Linked DNA regions of Homo sapiens: region 2 is linked to region 1. The links are chromatin contacts, found by Hi-C in ENCODE. All regions are on one chromosome and are shown on one strand. Each heading gives the region's core, a stretch centred on a gene start or an enhancer-like site at or near the end of the contact. The rest is flanking DNA. Distances are from core to core; before and after follow the strand shown.

What was found. A loop is a pair of places that touch in the nucleus more often than their neighbours do. Pooled maps may share reads with other maps.
Region 2: a map with no recorded cell type shows a loop between it and region 1 (11-fold over the local background). The contact joins two enhancer-like sites. A Hi-C loop is called at or near these places in 2 of 37 single-sample maps with no recorded cell type and 2 of 50 pooled maps.

What each region holds. Positions count from the first base shown.
Region 1 is chr20:15,315,260-15,319,855 of GRCh38, forward strand. The region is part of intron 6 of MACROD2 (mono-ADP ribosylhydrolase 2); the gene reads left to right. Among named protein-coding and RNA genes, the nearest start is that of MACROD2-AS1, 390 kb to the left of the region's middle. Within about 2 kb of position 2,457, at least 2 of the 41 ENCODE cell types and tissues checked have a DNase peak (open chromatin) inside an H3K27ac peak, as active enhancers do.
Region 2 is chr20:17,853,998-17,858,593 of GRCh38, forward strand. No RefSeq gene overlaps it. Among named protein-coding and RNA genes, the nearest start is that of SNORD17, 110 kb to the right of the region's middle. Within about 2 kb of position 2,359, at least 11 of the 41 ENCODE cell types and tissues checked have a DNase peak (open chromatin) inside an H3K27ac peak, as active enhancers do.

The sequences.
Region 1 (4,596 bases), core at 1,207-3,706:
AAAAAGAGGCAAAAGAATAGCCAAAGAAATAATGGCCAAAGCTCTCCATATTTGGTAAGATGTAAAAATCCACACATATAAGAAGCTCAATGAATCCCGAGAAGGATCGACACAAAGAGACTCACGGTGAGACACATTATAACCAAACTGTTAAACACTAGAAACAAAGAAACTCTGAAAAGCAACAAGGGAGCAGTGACTTGTGTCCAAGAGATGCTCAACAAGATTAAAAGCAGATTTCTCATTCCATGGAAGCCAGAGAGAGCAAAATGATATATTTAAAGTACTCAAATGAAAAGACAGAAACAACAACAATCAACCAAGAATTCTATATCTGACAAAATTATCCCTCAAAAATGGAGAAATTAAGACATTTACAGATGGACAAAATCTGAGGAAGTTAATAGTAGACCTGCCCTATAGGAAATGTTAAACAGAATTATTCAGGCTAAAATGACAGTAAGTTGAAGTCATATGTAGAAATAATGAACTCTGGTGAAGGTAAATGCATAGGTAAATGTAAAAGCCAGTATTATTTTATCTTTGGTTAATAACTCCTCTTTTGATTTCTTATATGATTTAAAAGGCAAATGCACAAAAAGTATAAATATATGGTTAATTGCCTCACAGTGCATAAAGATGTAATTTGTAACAATAACAACATAAAGCAGGCAAAAGCTGCATTTGGACACTCTTTTTATCTATTGAAGCTAAATTGATATCAATTCAAAATAGATTACTGTAAATTTAGGATGCTAATTATAATTCCCACAGTAACCACTGAGAAAATATCTTTAAAAAACACACAAAAAGAAATAAGGAAGAAGTAATAATGGCACACTAAAAAAAAAAAAAGTCAGTTAACCCCAAAAGAAAGCAATAATGAAGGAAATAAGGAACAAAAAAAGTATAACATATACAGAAAACAAATAGCAAAATGACAGAATTAAGAACTTCCTTATCAGTAATTATTTTAAATGCTCATGGATAAAATTTTCCCAAAGGCAGAAATGGTCAGACAGATAAAAACACGATTCCAGAGATTACTTTAGATCTAAAGATAAATGTGGGTTCAAAGCAAAAATATGGATAAAGATATTCCATGCAAGTAGTAACCAAAAGAAAGCCAGGGTGGCTCTACTAATATCAGGCAAAATGATCTTTTAGTCAAAAGCTATTAAAAGAGAGAAAGAAGGACATTAAATATTAATAAAAGAGTCTATTCTTTAAGAAGCCATAGCATTTATAAACATATAGGCAACAAACAACAGAGCCAAAAGATATGAAGCAAACACTGATGGACTTCAAGGGAGAAATAGATAGTTCTACAGTAACTATTAGAGATTTAAATATCCCACTTTCAGTAATGGATAGAACACTGAAATGGAGACCAAGAAGGACATAGAGAACTTGAATAGCACCATACACCAACTAGACCTGACAGAGATTTTGAACACTCCATTCCACAACAGCTGAATACACATTCTTCTCAATTTCTTCTGGGCCTGTTTCCAGAATAGACCATACGGTAGGCCACAAAAACAATTTTCAATTAATTTGAAAAGACTGAAATCATGTAAGTGATCTTCTCTGACCACAATGACATGAAGTTAGAAACCAATAACAACAACAACAAAAAATACTGGAAAGTCCACAAATATGTGAAAAATAAAATTAAATAACACACTCTTTAATACCAATAAACCAAAGAAGAAATCACTCTGGTAAATTGCAAAATTCCTAAACATGAATGAAAATAAAAACACACATACACAAACTTACAGGATGCAGAAAAAGCAGTGCTCAGAGGGTGACTTATAGCTGTAAATGCCAACATTAAAAATAAAGATCTCAAATCAATAATCCAATTTTGCACTTTAAGAAAGTAGAAAACAATAAGCAAACTAAGCCCAAGGCTTGTATTAAAAAAGGAAATAATAATTATTAGAGCAGAGATAAATGAAATAGAGGATAGAAAAACATCAGAGTAAACCTGGAGGACCTTGACTAATTCCCCTGACTAAACGAAAATGGTGATATTTCTATAGACCTACAACAAAAATATCATAAGAGAATATTCGAACTATTACAGAACAGAGATAAAATTGACAAGTCTCTAGAAACATACAATGTAGCAAAACTGACTCAAGAAGAAACATTAGTATTAGTGTTCTCCAGTGAAACAGAGCTAAGAAGATATCTATATCTCTGTCCATCCATCTAATCTATCTATCTATCTATCTATCTATCTATCTATCTATCTATCTGTCTATCTATCTCTATCAAGATATTTATTATAAAGAATTGGTTCACTTGATAATGGAGGCTGAAAAGATCCAAGATCTGGAGAACCAAAAAAGTTGAGAATATAAGTTCCAGTCCAATGGCTTTTTGAGTCTGGCAGGCTTCAGACTCAAAAACAACCAGTGTTTCAGTTTGAGTCTAAAGGCAGAAAAATAGCAATGTTTCAGCTAAAGGTAGTCAAGCAGAAGGGTTTCTTTTTATTTAGTTTTTTTTGTACTGTTGAGGTTTTCAGTTAACTGGTTGAAGCCCAAGCACATTAGGGAGGAAGGACAGTCTGCATTACTCAGTCTACTAATTCAAATGTTAATCTCATCCAGAGACACTGTTACAAAAACACCCAGAATGATGTTTGGCCAAATGTCTGGGACCAGTCAAGCTGATACATAAAATTAGCCATCAGAGATATAGTTAATAAAACTAAAAGTTAGATCCTTGAAAAGATCAACAAAATTGTCAAATCTTTAGCAAGACGAAGAAAAAAACAGAAGTTGCACTTAATTGAAATCAGAAGAAAACAGAAGTTGCACTTAACTGAAATCAGAAAAAAATAGAAGTTGCACTTAACTAAAATCAGAAATGAAAGTGGTGACATTTCTATAGACCTTCTACCACGAAAAGATCATAAGAGAATATTTGAACTATTGTATGCTAACAAATTACAAAACATGGATGAAATTGACAATTCTCTAGAAGCATACAAGGTAGCAAAACTGACTCATGAAGAAACAAAATTTGAACAGATTTATATAACAAGAAATTATATCAGTAATTAAACACTTCCCAACAAAGAAAAGCCTAAGACCAGATGGTTTTACTGGTGAATCTACTCAACATTTAAGCAATTAACAGCAATCCTTCTCAAACTTTTCCAAAAAATGGAAGAGGGAACATGTTCTAACTCATTCTATGTGGCCAGCTTATCCTGATACCAAAGCCAGACAAAGACATCACTAGAAATAAGAAAATTATGGACCAAAATCCCTTATGATTATAGATGAAGAAATCCTCAAGAAATACTAGCAAACTCAATTTAATAGCATATTAAAAGGATTATACATTATAACTAAATGGGATTTATCACAGAAATGCCAGAGTCATTCAATAAGATAACAGCAATCAATGTAATACACCATATTAATAGAACAAAGGAAAAAATAATTATCTTAACCAGTGCAGAAAAAGAATTTGACACAATCCAAAACCTTTCATGAGAAAAATACTCAAAAACTAGAAATGGGAGAAACTTTCTCAACATGTTAAAGGACATTTATGAAAACCTGATGATTAATACCATGGTCAATGGTGAAAGACTGAAACCTTTCTCTTTAAAATTAAGAACAAGACAAGGATGTTTGCTTTCAATATTGCTGTTCAACATTGTACTAAAAGTTCCAGACAGAGGATGTAGGCAAGAAAAAATAAGGAGCATTAAAATTGGAAAGGAAGAAGTAAAACTATTTCTAATGGCAGATAACATGATTCTCTATATTAAAAATTCCAAAAATCCACAAAAAGAGAAAACTGCTAGTGTTAGTAAACAAAGTCAGCAAAGTTGCAGGGCACAACATCAATACACACAAATCAGTTGCTTCTATATACCAGTAATTAACAAACTGAAAAGAAAATTAAGAATATACTTTTCTTTAGAATAAGAGCAAAGGAATAATATATGCAGGAATAAATTTAAATAATAAATGAATTGTACACTTAAAACAATAAAACATTGCTGAAAGTAATTCAAGAAGCTATAAATAAATGGAAGGCATCTAATGCTTATGAATTAGAAGACTTAAAATTGTTAAGATGGCAAAAATACCCAATGCTATGTATAGATTCTATGAAATCCCTCTCACAATTCCAATTGTCCTTTTTTGCAGAAATGAGAAAGTCACCTACTAGAATAGCATTAATCCAAAATCTGAAAATAGCAAGTGTTGGTGAAGATGTGGAGAAACTGGAACCTTTATGCAATGCTAATGGGAATGTAAAATGGTACAGCCTCCGTAGGAAACAGTTTGGCAGTTCCTTAAAAGGCTAAATATAGAATTACATCATCCCCTAGAATTTTCACTTCTAGGTAAATACCCCAAAGAGTGAACAACAGGAACTCAATCAATACATGTGCATTGAAGCACTACGCACAATAGCCAAACTGTGGAAATGCATGAATGGAGAAATTAATTGTGGTATACAATGGAATATTTTTTAGCCATAAAAAGGAATGAAATACTGAACATGCTATACTGTGGGTGAACCTCAAAAAAGTTATGCTAAGTGAATGAAGCCAGACAC
Region 2 (4,596 bases), core at 1,109-3,608, 2.5 Mb after region 1:
CCTATCTACATATATTTTATGCATTCATGACATACCTAACTTTTCCTGAATTTTCTTGATATTTCTAGACCATGCTGCAAGCTTTTTTAAATTATCACAAATCTCCAAAAAATGTTTATTGAAAAAAATCCATGTAGAAGAGGACCTGTGCAGTTCAAACCCATGTTGTTCAAGGGTCACCTGTAGTTGCAAAGGTGATGGAAGAGCTGAAAACCTAAACGGGAGGGTAGAGCAACCCAGAAAGTAGAAACTGCTACTTCCCCAGGGCTAGAGGAACAAGGGAAGAGAGGGTATTATTAGGAGCCGAAGTTATGGAGGAGACTTGGCCACTGCTGGAGGCATCACCTGAAACAGAAAGGGCTGGAGAGAGAATATTCCTGGCTTCTCTCTTCTACCAAGCTCAATCTCCTGCCACTGCTTCCCATTGACTGAACTTGTCAGGAAGCCAGGGTGCAGGGGAGCCTGGGAAATGTAGTCCACAGAGGTCAGGGCCGTGCAACACAGCACAGCAGAGAAGGATGAGGGATGGATCTGAGGACAAACAGGAAAGTGACAGTCTCCACCGCCTGAGCTGTGTGATGGGGATGAGAAGGGCCCTGTGCCTACCTGAAGGCAGAAGATTGTCTCAGCTGACAGCTTTGCGTCTTTTCTGATTCCTACAGAAATGGAGAGCATGAGCAGCAAGGGAGAAGTCTTTGTCACCCTATCCCCAACAGGAGGGGACTGTGGGAGAATGATCTTAGGTGGGGAGATGACCTGTGGTCTGGGGAACCAGGATGGCTGGGTTCTTGAGAGGCCCTGCCAGCCAGAGCTGGAGATCAATCCCCGCATTAGCAAGAGCAAACATCCAGCACTGTGGGGAAGTCACTATAGTAGCTGCCATAGATGAAGCATCCACTGGTCCAGGAACTAACCTTCATGCTTTAGGTGGATTATTTCATGTAATCCTTTTTTATTTTATTTATTTATTTATTTATTTGAGATGGAGTCTCGCTGTTTCTCCCAGGCTGGAGTGCAGTGGCGCCATCTTGGCTCACTGCAAGCTCCTCCTCCCACGTTCACACCATTCTCCTGCCTCAGCCTGGCAAGTAGCTGGGACTACAGGCGCCCGCCACCATGCCCGGCTAATTTTTTGTATTTTTAGTAGAGACGGGGTTTCACCATGTTAGCCAGGATGGTCTCGATCTCCTGACCTCGTGATCCACCTGCCTTGGCCTCCCAAAGTGCTGGGATTACAGGTGTGAGCCACCATGCCTGGCCTCATGTAATCCTTTTGATAACCCTTTGAGATAAGCACCAAGGGTGTTCCATAAAACCTAAAAAAAATTATAGCCAAAAAAAAAAGATTGTTCCAGTACACATATAACTGAACAAAAAAGTCCTGAAACTGAAAAATGAAAAATCCCAGAAGGTCTGAGTGTAGTGTGGCTGCTTGAGGCCAAATTAGACCTTCTGGTCAACATGATTTCCTGTAAGTGAATAGATAAAAATAAGCTTCTGTATATGTTCTATGTATTGAATCATACAGTATCACTATATATGTTTTTTCATTCAATATTTCTTACAATCCAGCATTGTAAAAGTTTCACATGACATGACACTTTAGAGGAAGAAATGGAAAATCAGGCTGGATGTGGTGCCTCACACTTGTAATCCCAGCAATTTGGGAGGCCAAGGCCAGAGGATCTGTTGAGCCCAGGAGTTCAAGACCAGCCTGGGCAACATGGTGAAACCCCATTTCTACAAATAATAAAAAAAAATTATCCAAGCATGGTGGTGCATGCCTGTAGTCCCAACTACTCCAGAGGCTGAGGTGGGAGGGTCACTTGAGCCCAGGAAGTTGAGGATGTAATGAGCCGAGATCATGCCACTGCACTCCAGCCTGGGTGACAGAGTGAGACCCTGTTGAAAGAAAGAGAGAAAGAGAGAAAAGAAAGAAAGAAAAGAAAAAGAGAGAAAGAAAGAAAGAAAGAGAGAGAGAGGGAGACAGAGAGGGAGGGAGGGAGGGAGGGAGGGAGGGAGGGAGGGAGGGAGGGAGGGACAGAAAGAAATGGAAGATCAGAGAAGTGGAATAACCTCCTAGGATCACACAGCTTGTGAATGAGAGGCACTGAGTTGCTCAGTGATGGAGTGTCTAATGTTGGGTGTGTATGTACTGACTGTGTCCCAAGGCCAATTATAACTTGGGGAAGGCACCACTACCTCCCTGTCATACAATGGGTACATTGTCTGTCAATGGCACGTGGTTGTACACACCTCCAGGGGTAAACAATCAAAAGTCAGGAGCCTCTCCAGCTCTCCCTCATAAAAATACTGTATCCTCTAGGGAGTGGGGTTCTCTAGTCCAGCCCCATGTGATATGCAGTCCCAGTGGGGCCGGGAGATTTGCCCAAGGTCACACAGCTGGTTAGAGGGGAACCACACACCACCACGTCCTGCAGCTGCAAATCTGTTTCATGGCCTGCTTCCTCTCTTCTTCCCTAGAATGCCTTTTTTTTCTACCACAGAGTTTCTACAGTTCAAACCTGGAGGGCAGGTTGGGTTTTGTTTTGTTTTTCACACACTCCTTCACAGATTACAGGAGAGATTTTACTCTTGAACTGAAAGTAGAAAATTATTGTTAGCTTTAACACACAGCTCTTTCTCTCTTCCCCAACCCAGATACATTAGGATCCTCTTGTCCTATCAAAAAAAAAATAGTAATAATAATAATAATAATAATAATAATAATTCTATGGGGCAGAAAAGAGAAGAATTTGTGAGTTTCCCATTCCTGGCTGGACATTTCCCACAAATGGCAGTTAAGTCTTCATTGACTAATAGGAAAAGAGCAGCTCCAGCCGCATGACTTCACGGCACAGGCAAAGTCAAAGGCAAGGAGAGCTCACCTTAACTCTGGTGTATAGACACAGACTCCATGCCTCTTGTCCAACTCTTCCATCAGGGAGCCAGAACGTCCACATCTTCCAGGTTCCTGTAGGCTGTGTTTAGGGAGAGATGTAAGACTCTACTGGAACTTACGTGCTGGGAGGGCCAATGGTGCTGACACTTGGTCTTCTTGCTCTTGGCTGATGGATAGCAGGGAATATGAAGCTATCTATATCTCACTCAGATAGAGATGGACATTCCAGTCAAAAGCTAAGCTACTTCTGAATGCAAAGATGGTGTATCAGCTTTTGCTGCATAACAAACCACTCCAAAATGTAGTGGTTAAAATAACTATTGTTTATTTAGCTCATGAGTCCTCATATTAGCCATTTGGGTTGTGCTTAGCTGGGCTCATTCCTATGTCTTTGGTCAGCTGCTGGGTTTGCTGGGCCTGTCTGATCTGGGATGGCTCAGCTGAGACAGTATGCCTCTGCTCCACGTGGTCTCTCATCCTCAGCAGCATAGCCTGAGCTTTATGCACAGTAGCCTGGGCTTTATCCATGGTAACCAACAGGCTCCCAAGACAAGAGCAGCAGTACTCAGGGCCTCTTGAGGCCCAGGCTTGGAACTGTCATAAGGTGACTCCCAACATATTCCAATGGCTAAGTCAAGTCAAAAGGCCATCCCTGATTCAAGGACTGGAAATCAGCCCCAGAAGCTACAAAGTCACATTGGAAAGGGGCATAGATTTAGGGAGGGGGAAGGATTGTCACCATGTTTGCAAATGATCTTCCCCTATATCCATTTAAAATTCTTCTAGGAACAAAGTAGGGGTTTCAGGAAAAAAAAAAGTGTTGAATCAAATAATACACCCAAGTAAGAGTTTGTGGCACCAGCCTGTTGCACGCCTACTAAATGCAAGCCTTAAGCCTCTGCAGTGGGTAGACCCTAAGCAGTAGCAAGCTGGAGCCTGCTAGCACTGACTCATGAAAGCCAACTGTTAAATGCTCAGGAATTTTTTGAGCCAGTTGTTAAACCATCATAGCTTGAAACTGACCATGGTGGGAGCGTTTACACCATGGGAATTGGCTAGCACTACAAATCAGGGTGCTTTTTCTCCTGGAGAGCTGGTTTACCCACACACCATCCCCGTTAAGCTGAAGGAAATACTGTCTCTTCCAACTTGAGGAGTAAGACAGATACACAATGGAAGATTATCACATGCCAATCAGGCATGATGACTTCAATACAAGAAATAAACTGAGAGACTGGAGACAGCAGGGAAAGGAACTCATCATTTCTGATGTGTAGAAATTACATAAGGCATCATGGAGGAGGTGGTCTTTTCAGCTGGGCCTTGAAGGAAATACAGAGATAGCCACAGCCAGAGGGAAGGCTGCAGCCTGTGGAACAGCCAGGCACAGAAAGAGGTGCCTTTAGAGAGCAGGCAGCCAGCCTAGTGGAAGGGGCTTAGACTACAGGTGTTTTATTTAGTACCATTTTTGCTTCAAGTGACAGAAAATCCCAAACAACAATGACTTAAGCAAGTTGGTTTAATTCTCTCCCTGTAAGCGATTTTGGGAAATGATTGTGAATGATCAGTGCTCTGCAGGCACAGCGGCTCTGCCTCCGACCAGCCCTCACATCTCCTCTTGTCCCAGACTCTCCCAGAACAGGTGCATGGTCTTCTTGTCCTTCTCTCTCCTTCTTGGGTGCTGCAGGCCATCC